Linked DNA regions of Homo sapiens: regions 1 and 3 are each linked to region 2. The links are chromatin contacts, found by Hi-C or POLR2A ChIA-PET in ENCODE. All regions are on one chromosome and are shown on one strand. The core of a region is the stretch at or near the end of the contact, and the rest is flanking DNA. Distances in the headings are between cores, read along the strand shown. Region 1 holds the start of PGLYRP4 (peptidoglycan recognition protein 4). Region 2 overlaps NUP210L (nucleoporin 210 like). Region 3 has its middle 7.8 kb from the start of S100A9.

What was found. Hi-C counts contacts between places; a loop is a spot of excess contacts on that map. ChIA-PET counts read pairs that join two places held with the same protein, here RNA polymerase II (POLR2A). Pooled maps may share reads with other maps.
Region 1: a pooled map of ovary shows a loop between it and region 2 (4-fold over the local background). The contact joins the promoter of PGLYRP4 here to the enhancer-like site in region 2. A Hi-C loop is called at or near these places in 10 of 50 pooled maps. POLR2A ChIA-PET finds 5 or more read pairs at or near these places in 2 of 52 experiments (CD4-positive, alpha-beta T cell and WTC11).
Region 3: a map of aorta shows a loop between it and region 2 (6-fold over the local background). The contact joins two enhancer-like sites. A Hi-C loop is called at or near these places in 1 of 168 maps with a recorded cell type or tissue (aorta) and 4 of 50 pooled maps. POLR2A ChIA-PET finds 5 or more read pairs at or near these places in 1 of 52 experiments (WTC11).

Annotation. Positions count from the first base shown.
Region 1 is chr1:153,346,160-153,350,574 of GRCh38, reverse strand. It overlaps PGLYRP4 (peptidoglycan recognition protein 4), which reads left to right and starts at 1,734. Exons shown (of 9, transcript NM_020393.4): 1 at 1,734-2,047; 2 at 2,597-2,691; 3 at 4,384-4,415. The coding sequence starts at 2,643.
Region 2 is chr1:154,000,366-154,004,970 of GRCh38, reverse strand. It overlaps NUP210L (nucleoporin 210 like), which reads left to right. Exons shown (of 40, transcript NM_207308.3): 36 at 2,986-3,236; 37 at 3,911-4,115. Among named protein-coding and RNA genes, the nearest start is that of RPS27, 12 kb to the right of the region's middle. Within about 2 kb of position 3,215, at least 2 of the 41 ENCODE cell types and tissues checked have a DNase peak (open chromatin) inside an H3K27ac peak, as active enhancers do.
Region 3 is chr1:153,363,442-153,367,849 of GRCh38, reverse strand. No RefSeq gene overlaps it. Among named protein-coding and RNA genes, the nearest start is that of S100A9, 7.8 kb to the right of the region's middle. Within about 2 kb of position 2,454, at least 4 of the 41 ENCODE cell types and tissues checked have a DNase peak (open chromatin) inside an H3K27ac peak, as active enhancers do.

The DNA.
Region 1 (4,415 bases), core at 485-2,984, 650 kb after region 2:
CTTCCTTCCTTCTTTATCTGACAAATGCTTATTGAGTTTCTAACATGTGTCAGCATTATGCCAGACACTAAGCTAAACCCTGAGACTACAGAATAAAGTAAATTCCCACTTCTGTGAAATTCACAGCTGGAGGGAGGCTTAAGACAGAGGACAAAAAAATGTAAATATAAATAATGATAGTATTAAAGGCAGGTAAAGAGATAGACTTGGGAACTGCTCTTGAGGAGATTATAATTACAATTCATTCAGGTGCTAGAATGGAGAAGAGAGACTCTGAGCCTCTACCAGTCCCAACTAGTCACGGAGCCCTTTCCAAAGATGCCAGGCTGAAGTGGAGCCTCTGGGCGCAGGTGGGGAGCGAGGCTGGGCACTTGGGAAGGGTCTTGAGATGGTGGGAGGTGGGGCAGAGAGCACTGGGAGCCTGCTCTGGCAGCGTGGAGTGAGATGGGGCTGGGGGCCAGATAATTTAGGACTTAGGAGGTCCTCTCGGGATTCTGAGTTCACAGAATCAGAGAGGGACAACCCACACTGCTCTCTTCCTCCCTCCCGATGCCCTCGTCCCGGACAGCCCTCAGTCTGTTAGTCCTCAAGAATCTGTTGGTCTCTGGATGGGGCAGAGAATCTGTTGGTCCCCTTTGGCAGCCACCACCCAATCTCTTCTTGGGCTTCCCCTCCCCAAGCCGCTCCAAAAAGGGGAACCGAGTCTCCTCAAGTCCTTGGTGCCCCGGATGCAAGCCCAGAAACCTTCTCATTTTGAGAACTGTTCTACTTATTTAGGATGGGCGGCCAGCAAAAGGCATGGAGAAACAGCATGTTGCCAGGCTGGGGAAACTACCAGGGTCCCTACAGTGCTGGTCCCAGGCTGCAGTTCTTGGTCTCCTTCATCTCTGTCTCTGGCTCTGCCCCACATTCACCCTCACCCCAGGACAGAGCTCAGCAGCCCCTGCTCATCACACAGCTCCAGCCTGGGTCTGGGTGCATGACTGGGATGAATGCCAGGTAGACCTGGCGCATGCTCAATGGGCCCCATCCAGAGAGCGCTCCTGGGGAGCCCAGTCTGAGAGTGGGACTGCAGCTCACTGAGAGCAACTGTTCTGGATTCAGGGCACTTCCTAAGTGTCTAGGGAGGCTGCCCCACCCTCCGGGACATGAGAGGCTCTGCAGGTCCCCGTGGAGACTGCATCCTACTGCGTTCTTGGAAAGTGTCATGCAGAGTTTCCTCTGTGAAGACTCAAGGGCTGTAAGTCCAGGTTGCAGAATGTGGAATGAGATTAGGTGACAACTGGAACATGGCGAGGAGCTGGAGATTCTTGGTTTGTGGGAGGCTTTCTGTGGTAGGTGGCAGCTTGATGCCGACGGTGGGGAGTGGCAGGCGGGAGGATGATGGGCAGACATGTAAGCTATTGGGGCAGAATTAGGCATCGTGAGCTGTTTCCTGAGATTGTACCTCCCAGTTTCTCTCTGTCCATCCTGACCCTGCTCATGACCCTGGTAAAAGGTGGTGTTGGTGAGTGACTTCAATCCACAGTCTTCAGGCTCCTGGAGCAGAACTTCACAGGCAGGAAGTTTCTAGATGTTGCAGACACAACCCTCAGGCCCTGCAGGCTTTCCCAGGTTGGGGCTGAGGACGAGCTCTCGGGAGTGTTGGGCAATCTTGCCCTTTCCCAGGGAGGAGCTACCTGGGCTTATTCACAGGGCGGGTCCCCAGGTGCTCTCAGCCTGAGTCTGGTCCCACTTGCATTTCTCCAGGTGCTGTGAAAGGAGCTGGCTCAGAGCCTTGCCCTCTGTCTTCCCTTCTCCCCATCTTTTGTTAGGGATCCTGGGCTCTCTTCTCTCTGGGAAGCTAGAGCCCGAGTGCTCCATTCCCAGGGAGGGAGTGCCCTCTAGGGCTAGGGAGAGTGAAGGCTGGAGGAGAAGGCGCCAGTTGGTGAAGAAGGGCAGGGCCTGGAGGCCAAGTCTGGAAGGGAAGGAGCTGCTGGCCAATCAGGGGCAAGCTGACTGCACCCTGACCTGCTGGGCTGGGACAGCACAGGACCCACAGATATCTGTGAGTTGAGTATGTGTTTCTTCTTCAGAAGCCCTCTTCCAGCAAAGGGACTGGAATCCACCAGAAAGAGTGTTAAGGATTGGATTTCCTCTGCCCTAGAACTAGGAACCCCTCCTACTCCTATATCTCCCTCATCTGGCATATTCCCAGCTGGGAAGGGATTCTCTGCATAAGACCCATCCATATGAGTCTGGATTTCTCGGTTGTACCATTCTTGGATCTTACTTCCTTTGTCTGTAAAAATGGGGGTTAACAGTCTTACATGACAGGATTAGTGTGAGGACTAATTAAATAAGACTGCATGTGCAAGTGTGTACACAGCCTTGCACGCCGTGGGCACGTGATGAAATTGAGTTCCTCGGGTAATAATAGGACAGGGATGCTGAGCACCTGCTGTATGCTGGGGGCCCTGAGAAGACTGAAGCAGGTGCTGGCCCTCAGGAGGCCACAGGATGGTAGAGGAGGCAGATGGCACCCACTGCAGTCAGGGTTTGGGATGCTCTGCAGATTGAGAATGGTCATGTTAACAACTGTCAGCGTCTCTCTCAGGCTGCCATCCACACTCTCCAGATTGGTGTCCTGGGACCACGTGGGGATGCTGCCGTGGCTTCTTGTCTTCTCTGCTCTGGGTATCCAGGCCTGGGGTAAGTTTTCTTTCCCTGGGCCAAAAAGCAACCGAGAAGGGTGATCCTAAAGTCTCATAATAGGAATTAAAAAATACCTACTGTCCATCTGAGCCTGAGGAGTTCAAGGCTGCAGTGAGCCGAGATCCCACCACTGCACTCCAGCCTGAGTGACAGAGGAAGAACTTGTCTCAAAAACAAACAAACAACAACAAAAAAAACTACTCTCTCTTGGCCAGGGGTGGTGGCTTATGCTTGTAATCCCAGCACTTTGGGAGGCCTAGGTGGGCAGATCACGAGGTTAAGAGATCGAGACCATCCTGGCCAACATGGTGAAACCACGTCTCTACTAAAAATACAAAAATTAGCTGGGTGTGGTGGCACATGCCTCTAGTTCCAGCTACTCAGGAGGGAGGCTGAGGTAGGAGAATTGCTTGAAGCCAGGAGATGGAGGTTGTAGTGAGATGAGATCGTGCCACTGCACTCCAACCTGGGTGACAGAGCGAGAACTTGTCTCAAAAAACAAACAAACCAACAAACAAACAAAAACAAACCCATTCTCTCTTGGCCGGGCGCAGTTGCTCACGCCTCTAATCCCAGCACTTTGGGAAGCCGAGGCATGCAGATAAGGAGGTCAAGAGATCGAGACCATCCTGGCCAACATGGTGAAACTCCATCTGGCGCGCTCCTGTAGTCCCAACTACTCGGGAGGGAGGCATGAGAGAACTGCTTGAACCCGGGAGGCAGAGGTTGTAGTGAGCCGAGATTGAGCCACTGCACTCCAGCCTGGTGACAGAGTGAGAGTCCGTCTCAAACAAACAAACAAACAAAAAACAAAACAAAACGAAAAAATCCCCCAAAACCTACTCTCTCTTAAGGAGAAAGAATAGATTGTACATAGAGCACAGAACTTGGAGCCTATAGACCTGGATTCAAGTCCTCGCTCTGCCTCTAGGAATGATTTTAAACAAGCAATTAAGCTCTATAAACCCTTATTTTCCCATCTGAAAATTGAGATAGTTATGACTTCCTAAACTCACTGTGAGGATTAAATGAGATAATGCACCTGAAGATATAGCAATACGTGGGCAGTAAAAGCAAATAAACAGGAGCAAGGATTACATTTGTGTTATTATGATGTCAATCAGAGTCCAGCCTATGGCTTGGGTTTGTGCTTGTCAATAAGAGAAAGCTCCTTGTGGGTAAGGGTCTCAATCAACACCCTGCCCATCCCCCATGGGCCTTCAGACAGGAGAATGGGCATAGCACACGTCCCTAAAATCAATCCCGGGGGAACTGGTCTGAGCCGTGCAGGTAATTCTAACCCCTTCTTCACACACGCTTCCCCATTGCTTCGGTAAAATGCACACAAGAGAGGACTTTGTGGTTTTGAAGTGTCTGAATACATTTCTAGTTTTTTTTTTTTCCCCGCCAATTGTGTGTGTAGATACAGCTCATGAGAAAAGGATAACATTTCCAACTCCTTGCCTATCCCAGGGGATTTCCCAGAGTTGGCATGGAAGGAAGTTATGCCACCTGCTGCTATTAGAGGTGGCCCTCTGGTCAGCCCAGAGAGATTTCTTAGAGGAGGCTCTGGGATTTGAGGAGGCAGAGGGGCAGTGGAGAGGGGATGGCTGTTTCTGTTCAGAGCTGGTGCCACCATGATGGCTGGTATTGGTGCTCTCTGATGCAAAATGGGATATTCCTTTGCAGGTGATTCCTCCTGGAACAAAACACAAGCTAAA
Region 2 (4,605 bases), core at 1,966-4,465:
GAGGCAGGAGAACTGCTTGAACCCAGGAGGTGGAGGTTGCAGTGAGCCAAAATTATGCCACTACACTCCAGCCTGGGCGATAGAGTGAGATTCCATCTCAAAAAAAAAAAAAAAAAGAAAGAAAGAAAGAAAAGAAAAGAAAAAAAGAAAAGAGGAATAGCCTGGCCACAGTGGCTCATGCCTGTAATCCCAGCTACTCAGGAGGCCAAGGTGGGGGAATCCCTTGAGCCCAAGAGTTCAAGGCTGCAGTGAGCCGTGATCACACCACTGCACTACAGCCTGGGCAACAGATGGAGAACCTGTCTCAAAGAAAGAAAAGAGGAATAACGGCAGGGCATGGTAATCCCAGCACTTTGGGAGGCTGAGGTGGGCAGATCATTTGAGGTCAGGAGTTCAAGACCAGCCTGGCCAACATGGTGAAACTCTGCCTCTACTAAAAATACAAAAATTAGTAGGGCACCTGTAATCCCAGCTACGTGGGAGGCTGAGGCAGGAGAATCACTTGAACCAGGGAGGCAGAGCTTGAAGTGAGCTGAGATCGCACCACTGCACTCCAGCCTGGGCGACAGAACGAGACTTCGTCTCAAAAGAAAAAAAAAGAAGGCCGGGCGCAGTGGCTCACGCCTGTAATCCTGGCATTTTGAGAGGCTGAGGCAGGTGGATCACGAGGTCAGGAGATCGAGACCATCTTGGCTAACATGGTGAAACCCCGTCTCTACTAAAAATACAAAAAAATTAGCCGGGCGTGGTGGTGGGCACCTGTAGTCCCAGCTACTCGGGAGGCTGAGGCAGAAGAATGGCGTGAACCCAGGAGGCGGAGTTTGCAGTGAGCCAAGATCGCGCCACTGCACTCCAGCCTGGGCAACAGAGTGAGACTCCATCTCAAAAAAAAAAACAAAAAACAGGCAAGGATACCTGTGAAGGGGCAATAATGCAAGCATGAATTGATAAGGGTCTAGACCAGACTAATGGGTCTGGACCAGACTAGTAAGGGTCTAGCCCAGACTAATTATCCATAATTATCCAATTGCAATAATCCAAGCATGCATTGATAAGGGTCTAGACCAGACTAATAGAGAAATACTAAGAAGGGGCAGATGTCAGAGACATTTCAGAGAAGGAGTAAGCAAGATTTGGAAATGATTGGATATAGGGATGAAGGAAAGGATGTAAAGACAACTAAGGCCAGGTGCAGTGGCTCATGCCTATAATCCCAATGTTTTAGGAGGCTGAAGTGGGAGGATCACTTGAGCCCAGGAGTTTGAAACCAGCCTGGGCAACATAGCAAGACCTTGTCTCTCAAAAAATAAAATAGCCAGGCATGGTGGCGCGCACCTGTAGCCCTAGCTCTGAGGCAGGAAGATTGCTTGAGCCCAAGAATTCAAGGTTTCAGTGAGTTGTGATTGTGCCACTGCAGTCCGGCCTGGGCAAGAGCAAGACTCTGTCTCTACAAAAATAATAAATAGTCCAGGCATGGTGGCTCACGCCTGTAATCCCAGCACTTTGGGAGGCTGAGGTGGGAGGATCACGAGGTCAGGAGATCGAGACCATCCTGGCTAACAAGGTAAAACCTCGTCTCTACTAAAAATACAAAAATTAGCCGGATGTGGTGGCAGGCGCCTGTAGTCCCAGCTACTTGGGAGGCTGAGGCAGGAGAATGGCGTGAACCTGGGAGGCAGAGCTTGCAGTGAGCTGAGATTGCGCCACTGCACTCTAGCCTGGGCAACAGGGCGAGACTCTGTCTCAAAAATATATATAAAATAATAATAATAGCAATAAATAAAAATTAAAAATTAGCCAGGCATGGTGGCACATGCCTGGAGTCCTAGCTGCCTGGGAGGCTGAGGTGGGAGGATTACTTGAGCCCAGGAGTTTAAGGCTGCAGTGAGGTAGAATTGCACCACTGCACTCCAGCCTGGGCAACAGTGTGAAATTCTGTCTCTTTAAAAAAAAAAAAAAAAGACAGCTAAGGATTAATCATGGGTAACTGGAAAAACAGTTCCTACCATTGATAAAAATAATGACACCAAGAGGTGGTCTGATACATAAGTTATTAATGATGCTCAAAGCTTGTCTGTCTTTCACAAACCCTTTCCTGAGTTCACCAGCACTGACTACTTCATTCTATATCCCCAGCTCTTAATTGCCCTGCTTGTGTTATATCATTTAATATTCCCTGACATGTTGAATAAGAATGGTATTCTTAGCCAGGGAGCAGTTTCTCACGCCTGTAAACCCAGCACTTTGGGAGGCCAAGGCAGGAGGATCGCTTGAGCCCAGGAGTTTGAGACCAGCCTGGGCAACATAATGAAGTCCCTTCTCTATAAAAAATATAATTTTTTTTTTTGAGACGGAGTCTTGCTCTGTCCCCAAGCTGGAATGCAGTGGTGTGATCTCAGCTCACTGCAACGTCCATCTCAAGCAATTTCCCTGCCTCAGTCTCCCAAGTAGCTGGGATTACAGGTACCCACCATCACACCCGGCTAATCCTCGTATTTTTAGTAGAGATGGGGGTTTCACCATGTTGGCCAGGCTGGTCTCGAACTCTTGACCTTGTGATCCACCCACCTCAGCTAAAAAATACAAAAATTAGCCAGGCACAGTGGCTCATGCCTGTAATCCCAGCTACTCGGGAGGCTGAGGTGGGAGGATCGCCAGAGCCTGGGAGGTCGGGCTGCAGAATGCCATGATCACGCCACTGTGCTCTAGCCTGCACGACACAGTGAGACCCTGTCTCCAAAAAAAAGAAAGAATGGTATTCTCAGAAAACAAGTTTAGTTGTGGTTTCTCTAGGAGTATTTTTCTTTTTATTTGGCATCCTCCTCGTAGTGGCCAATATTGTGCTGATATTGAATACTCAAAACTAAATTCACATTTTCTCTTTTGCTGAATTTGCATGTCACAATTTTCCCTTCCTATCCTAATTCAGTTGGCTCAATAGAGCCTCTGAACCTTCCTGCTCAGTTTTTCCTCTTTTTTTTCCAGGGGTTTATGTCTGCATAATCAAGGTTCGACCGCAGTCAGAGGAGCTGCTACAGGCCCTCAGTGTGGCTGACACCTCAGTCTATGGGTGGGCTACACTGGTCAGTGAACGTAGCAAGAATGGAATGCAACGAATCCTCATTCCTTTCATCCCAGCCTTTTATATTAACCAGTCAGAATTGGTTCTTAGCCACAAACAAGATATCGGGGAGATAAGAGTACTGGGAGTGGACAGAGTTCTTAGGAAGCTAGAGGTATGTTAAGAACTGAACCAAAACAGAACAAGAGATCAGGAATTTGAAAAGATAGTTTTCATTCTCACTTCAAGGGCAAAAGAAGTTACTGAGTGACCTAATAAAAATTACCATAGGAAATGACAAAATCAAATGAAGAAAACCCATCTCCTTCATAATGCCAGGCAGGCTCCCAGAGTCCAAAATCTAGGTCATAAGCTTTGTCAACATACCTAAAGGAGTAAAAAAAGTAAATGATTGGCCGAGCGCGGTGGCTCATGCCTGTAATCCCAGCACTTTGGGAGGCCAAAGTGGGTGGATCACAAGGTCAACAGATCAAGACCATCCTGGCCAACATGGTGAAACCTCTTCTCTACTAAAAGTACAAAAATTAGCTGGACGTGGTGGCGGACACCTGTAGTCCCAGCTACTCGGGAGGCTGAGGCAGGAAAATTGCTTGAACCCGGGAGGCAGAGGTTGCAGGGAGCTGAGATCGCGCCACTGCACTCCAGCCTGGGTGACAGAGCGAGACTCCCTCTCAACAACAACAAAAAAGTAAATGATTTGATTGTCGGCTAGCTAGCTAGAAATCCAGATCTTGACAATTATTGTACTGTATATGTTTCAGATTGGAACATACTGATACAAAGTTGATTTTTCTTCTTTTAAATAAAAGGTTTTATCTTTTCTCCAAGGTCATCTCCAGCTCCCCAGTTCTAGTGGTCGCTGGCCATAGCCACTCTCCCCTCACTCCTGGCCTGGCCATTTACTCTGTAAGAGTGGTCAACTTCACTTCCTTCCAGCAAATGGCATCACCTGTTTTCATCAATATTTCCTGTGTACTCACCAGTCAAAGTGAGGCAGTGGTAGTGAGGGCTATGAAAGATAAGTTGGGTGCAGGTAAGCATCAGAGATTCCTATTTATAATCTAGAGAGGAAAAGAAGAAAGAATGTATTACATTAGTACCCCCCATCTGCAGTTTTGCTTTCCGCATTTCACTTAACTGTCAACCACGGTCCAAAAATAAATGAAAAACTCCTGAAATAAACAGTTTAAATTGTGCACTGTTCCAAATAGCATGAGGAAATCTCACACTGTCCTGCTCTGGTCCCCAACCATGAATCATCTCTTTGTCCAGCATGTTCACACCGTATACACTATCAGCCCTTTAGTCACTTAGTAGCAGTCTCTGCTATCAAATCAACTGGTATCAAGGTATCACAGTGCAGTGCTTGTTTCAAGTAACCCTTATTTTACTTAATAATGGCTCCAAAGCACAAGAGTGGTGATGCCTGCAATTCGGGTATGCCAAAAAGAAGCTGGAAAGTGCTTCCTTTAAGTGAAAAAGTGGAAGTTCTCAACTCAGTAAGGAAAACATAGTACGTAGAG
Region 3 (4,408 bases), core at 1,205-3,704, 640 kb after region 2:
TCTGGCTCTAGAACACCTGCTTATACACCATGGCCTGACTCAACCGTCACATCCTCCAGGGAGCTCACCTGTTCATATCTTCCTCATGTATTTCCATCAAGAGTAGACTTTAGGCCCCTTCCAATTTGGGGCTGACCTCCCTCTTCTGCTCACTGGCTGCTGCTGGAATGATGAGCCTGACAAAGCTGTCTGGGCAAAGGCATTACTGAGTGATAAAGGACACCAATAACACTCTTTTGGGTGCTATATGTGCAATACTTTGCCCTCAGGAGGATATTTCAGGCAGGCTTCCAGTACACCACAAGCCAAGCCATGCCAGCCTGTGCATCAGGCTCTTGGAGCTCAGGAGAAGGATCTGGGCTCAACAAAATGACTATCAGAAGCCCCTGATGTGAGAATGGCTAGGTCTCATCATTTTGACTTGGCCAACACAAGAAGCCTTTCAAGTTTTAAGATAAAGCAAACTAAAAATCTGGAGGGCAAGAGCCCTTACTTCCTATGTTTCTCTGATTTCTTTTATTGCCTAACACAGCACTGGGCACATGGAAGTGCAATTCTTGCCCTCTGAAAACTCAGCTTGGGCATTAGTCCAAGCAAGCTTTCCTTCTCTCTCCTTCCCTCTACCCCTGCCCCCCGGCTCCCCTCTACCCCCTCCCCCACACCACAGCCAATAAGACGGCAAAAAGTGCCTTCTGTACTCTCTGGGCATCTTGTGCTTATCATCTGCCTTTGCTTGTCTTTTGCCCACAACATTGTATTATAGAGAAAATATCTGGTAATTGTGCCCCCACTGGACTGAGGGCTCTGTGAAGGCAGGGAATCTAGCACACTATTTGACATAAGACCAGGCTCATCAGCCTCCTAACTGGTCCTCATGCTTCTACTCTGGGGTTCTCCAGGCTACCCTCCACACAGCTGCCGAATATTCTCCTCCAGATACATCATATCACATCACCTGCCTGATTAAAACCCTCCAAAGGCTCTCCAATGTGTTTGGGGTGAAATCTTCGTTGAGATGGCTTCTTGTCATCCAGGCCTCATTTCCAGTGTTGCTTCCTTGCCTGGCTGCCGGCCCACAAAGCAGTCCTGTTAGCATGTCCCCTTTATTTTCTTTGTGCAACTCATCACCATCTAAAATGATCTGGGCTATCTATTTCTTGACTTGCCTCTTGTCTGACTCTCCCCTAGACGCAGTTTTGTTGACCCAGCACCTATAACAGTGCTCTGCATTTAGTTCTCACTCAATGAGTATTTGCAGACTGAATAGCTGATGAATGTTGGCTTCTTTGCATGGAGCTGTTTCCTACCAGAGGGAATGAACACCTGGAGTAGAATGCGAGGGCGATGCTTGAGGCAGTGCTGGGAGAGTGGGAGGGCCTGGCAGCAAATGAGCCACACCACAGCGGGTTTGGAGGCCTTGCCCCCGGGGGTGGGCTCCTCTCCCTGGACCCTGGTGATATTTGAAGGCAGCTGTCATGGCTCCCTTGCTTACCTTTTCCAGACTTGATTCCCCAAGACCTTCAACAATTTTCCCTTGTGATTGTCTCCTTTCATTATGAGGAGTAGACTCGAAACTGGGACATCTTGTGTTTTGAGGGAGCCATTTCTGGTTAGATATGACCCGTAGTTACTTCACAAAGGTTAGATATGACCCCTAGTTGCTTCCCTGAAAGCACTCAGCCACATAGAACTGCATTTTACCACAGAGGACAGGAGGGCAGAAGGCAGTAAGTGAGAAAAAGCTCAGGGAGAGGATGTAGAAAAGGTAAAGAGAGAAAGAGAGGGGGCAAATCAAGAGGGAAAAGGTTGGGGGAGAGGCAGGGGAGAGGAGGGAGGATCAGACTCCAAGTCAAGGCGGGGGATGCTGAAGGTGCGGGCTGCATGCTGGAATCCTGCTGCCCCTGCCGCCCCTGCTGGTGGCCACCCTCCTCTTCCTCTTCACCTCGGGTCTTGGCAACAAACCCCTTCCTCACTGTACAGTCTGCATGCAGCAATTTTGGGTACGTGGGCAAGAGTGGGAGAACTCATGCAGAAAAGGAAAGCCTAGATGTAGTTGTTTTGAGCCAGCACCAATAGCGGTGCTCTGTGTTTAGTTGGGACTCTGCATTCCGTGGGACACTCAGGATGGAGGCCAGCTGGCTGTCGCTCAGGGGCTCCCTTTCCCTGTCTCCTGTGTCTGGGAGTGGATCTCTGAAGACAGGGGTGATCTAATCATCCAGGGACTGATTGTCGTCTTAGGATAGAGAAACTGTTTCAGGTCAGAGCCCCAAGGGGCAATAGGACTTGAGAAACCAGTTGTTTCAGTCCTGCTGTCACTTTGGTAATTGGAGTGTCAAAATCCATGACACGGGGCTTTCTAAAATATATGTTTTAAGCAACTGCCGGAAGAGGGGGCAGTGCATTGGGGTTGGATTATGGAGCTTACTTCAGGGCAGGGCTGCATCAGGGTTGTGTAAGGTTGGCTCACCGGGCTGGTGAAAGCTGAGATCTTCCTTCCTGGAAAGGTCTTGGCAAACAGCATGAAATGATCTTATTTATCATGTTGCAGTCACACCTCTCCTAATTGAGGTGAAGCTTGGGGTAGTTTGAGGCTCTAGCTTTACTTTTTCTGAGAAGCACCGCTTGGACTCTTAAGTGCTCACCTGGGCTCTTGCAACAGACTCCCCACAGGCCATGTGCCTGGGGTCTCATTCCCACCCCAAACCCATCCCATAAAACACAGATAGAGAAACTTCTATGAAATGCAAATGTGATTATATCATTGCCCTCCCTGAAGCCTTCGGGGCTCTGCCCCTGTTCTGCTGAATGGAGTGTGAGTTCCTTGGCCTGGTACCTATCCTGTTCTCATCTGTCTCTCTTACCTCTCCCTGCCACGCCCCCAGTGCTCCTCATTCGCCCTCAAACCCCACGCCTGCCCATTTCCAGGCCTTTGCATACATGGTCTCCTGAAGCACCTTCATGTTTATCCCGGGATGTCTCCAGGTACCAGCCTTGATGTCACACTGATACTTACCCCTCCATGGAGATGGCCCCAGTGAAGGGCATCATTCCCACCTCAAAGTCCCACCGAGCTACATCCCACCGAAATCTTTTAGCTGGACCTCCCTGGCCTCTCATTTTCCACATCAGATTAATTTGAGGAGCTGTCTTGTCTCCCTGCAGGCCCGAGAACTCTTTGACAACATGGACAAGCTTTATTTATCATGAAGGCCCCTCAGCATTATACTGTGCCTGACACATAGTAAGTCTGCAGTTAATGTCTGTTGAGTGAATGAAGGGACATACAAGTGAGTGGACAAGTGAATTCATTTCTCCCCCAAGTTCTGGAGCCATCCCACCACCACCCAGGCCCCAGACCACATTCAGAGCACTGTGAAGTGTCTGGGAAGAGTTTAGCAGCTTAGACTACTTCTGATCCTTCCTCATTCCTCCCAGGAAGGCATCTAGCAGTTCAGGTTCCACTGCTAACACCAGCCTGGAGGGCAACTCATTGTTGCAGGAATTGTTGGATAGTCATCTGAAGACAGGTTGTCTCTGATTCTTTAGTCACCATGGTGCTGGGAAAGTCCCCAAAGGTCATGTTTCCCCAAAGGACTCATTAATCACAGAGATAGCTACTGATTTCCACTTGGAGTGGGAATCTTAACCTTGACATGGACATGGACATGCTTGCTCTCTCTATCTGAGAAAAGAAGCCCACTCTGCTCTACTCAGCAGAATGAGGTTTTTTTTTTTTTTTTTTTTTTTGAAATGAAAGAGGCTAATGGGAATGAAGAGGTTAAGTCACCTTGATGAGTTCTGTTCAACTACGTTTAAAGAAAATTCCGCAGGGTGCAAGTGGCTTGTTGTCAGACCTTCCCCCAGGGTCTGAAACAATTGCCTACATGCAGACTGAGTTACTAGAGACAAGGTAAATGGAAGAATCCTTGTTACCTGAGGAGGTCTCTGGGTCATCCTGCCACTCAGCTGCTCTGCTCTCTGCCAGCCCCAGGTCTCCAGACAGCTGGCACCCCCAACCCCAGTTCCTGAGAGCCACTCCTACCTCACACCCACATTCGAGCAAAGCACCCATTTCTGCTCTAGAACCATCCTATCTTCACTTTGTGGATGAACAAGTGGATGGTCCATGCTGGGATCTTGAATGTGGGGGAAAATCAGCTATAGTCCCTGCTTTCAGGGGTTCATAGTCTTGGCAAATGAGTATTTGCCATTCAGTATTTGAAGTGCAATGGTGGAATTGTCAGAGTTCTGTGGGCCTGGAGGAGGAAGTCCCTATCTTCTTGAGAAGGGTGGATGGTGAGGAAGCAGTAACACTTGTTCCAAGGCTTGATGGATCCTAAGGGACTTACAAGAGACACCAGGATGGAGCACAGCATTTTTGGTGCAAAGGTGAAGAGGCTGGAGAAAG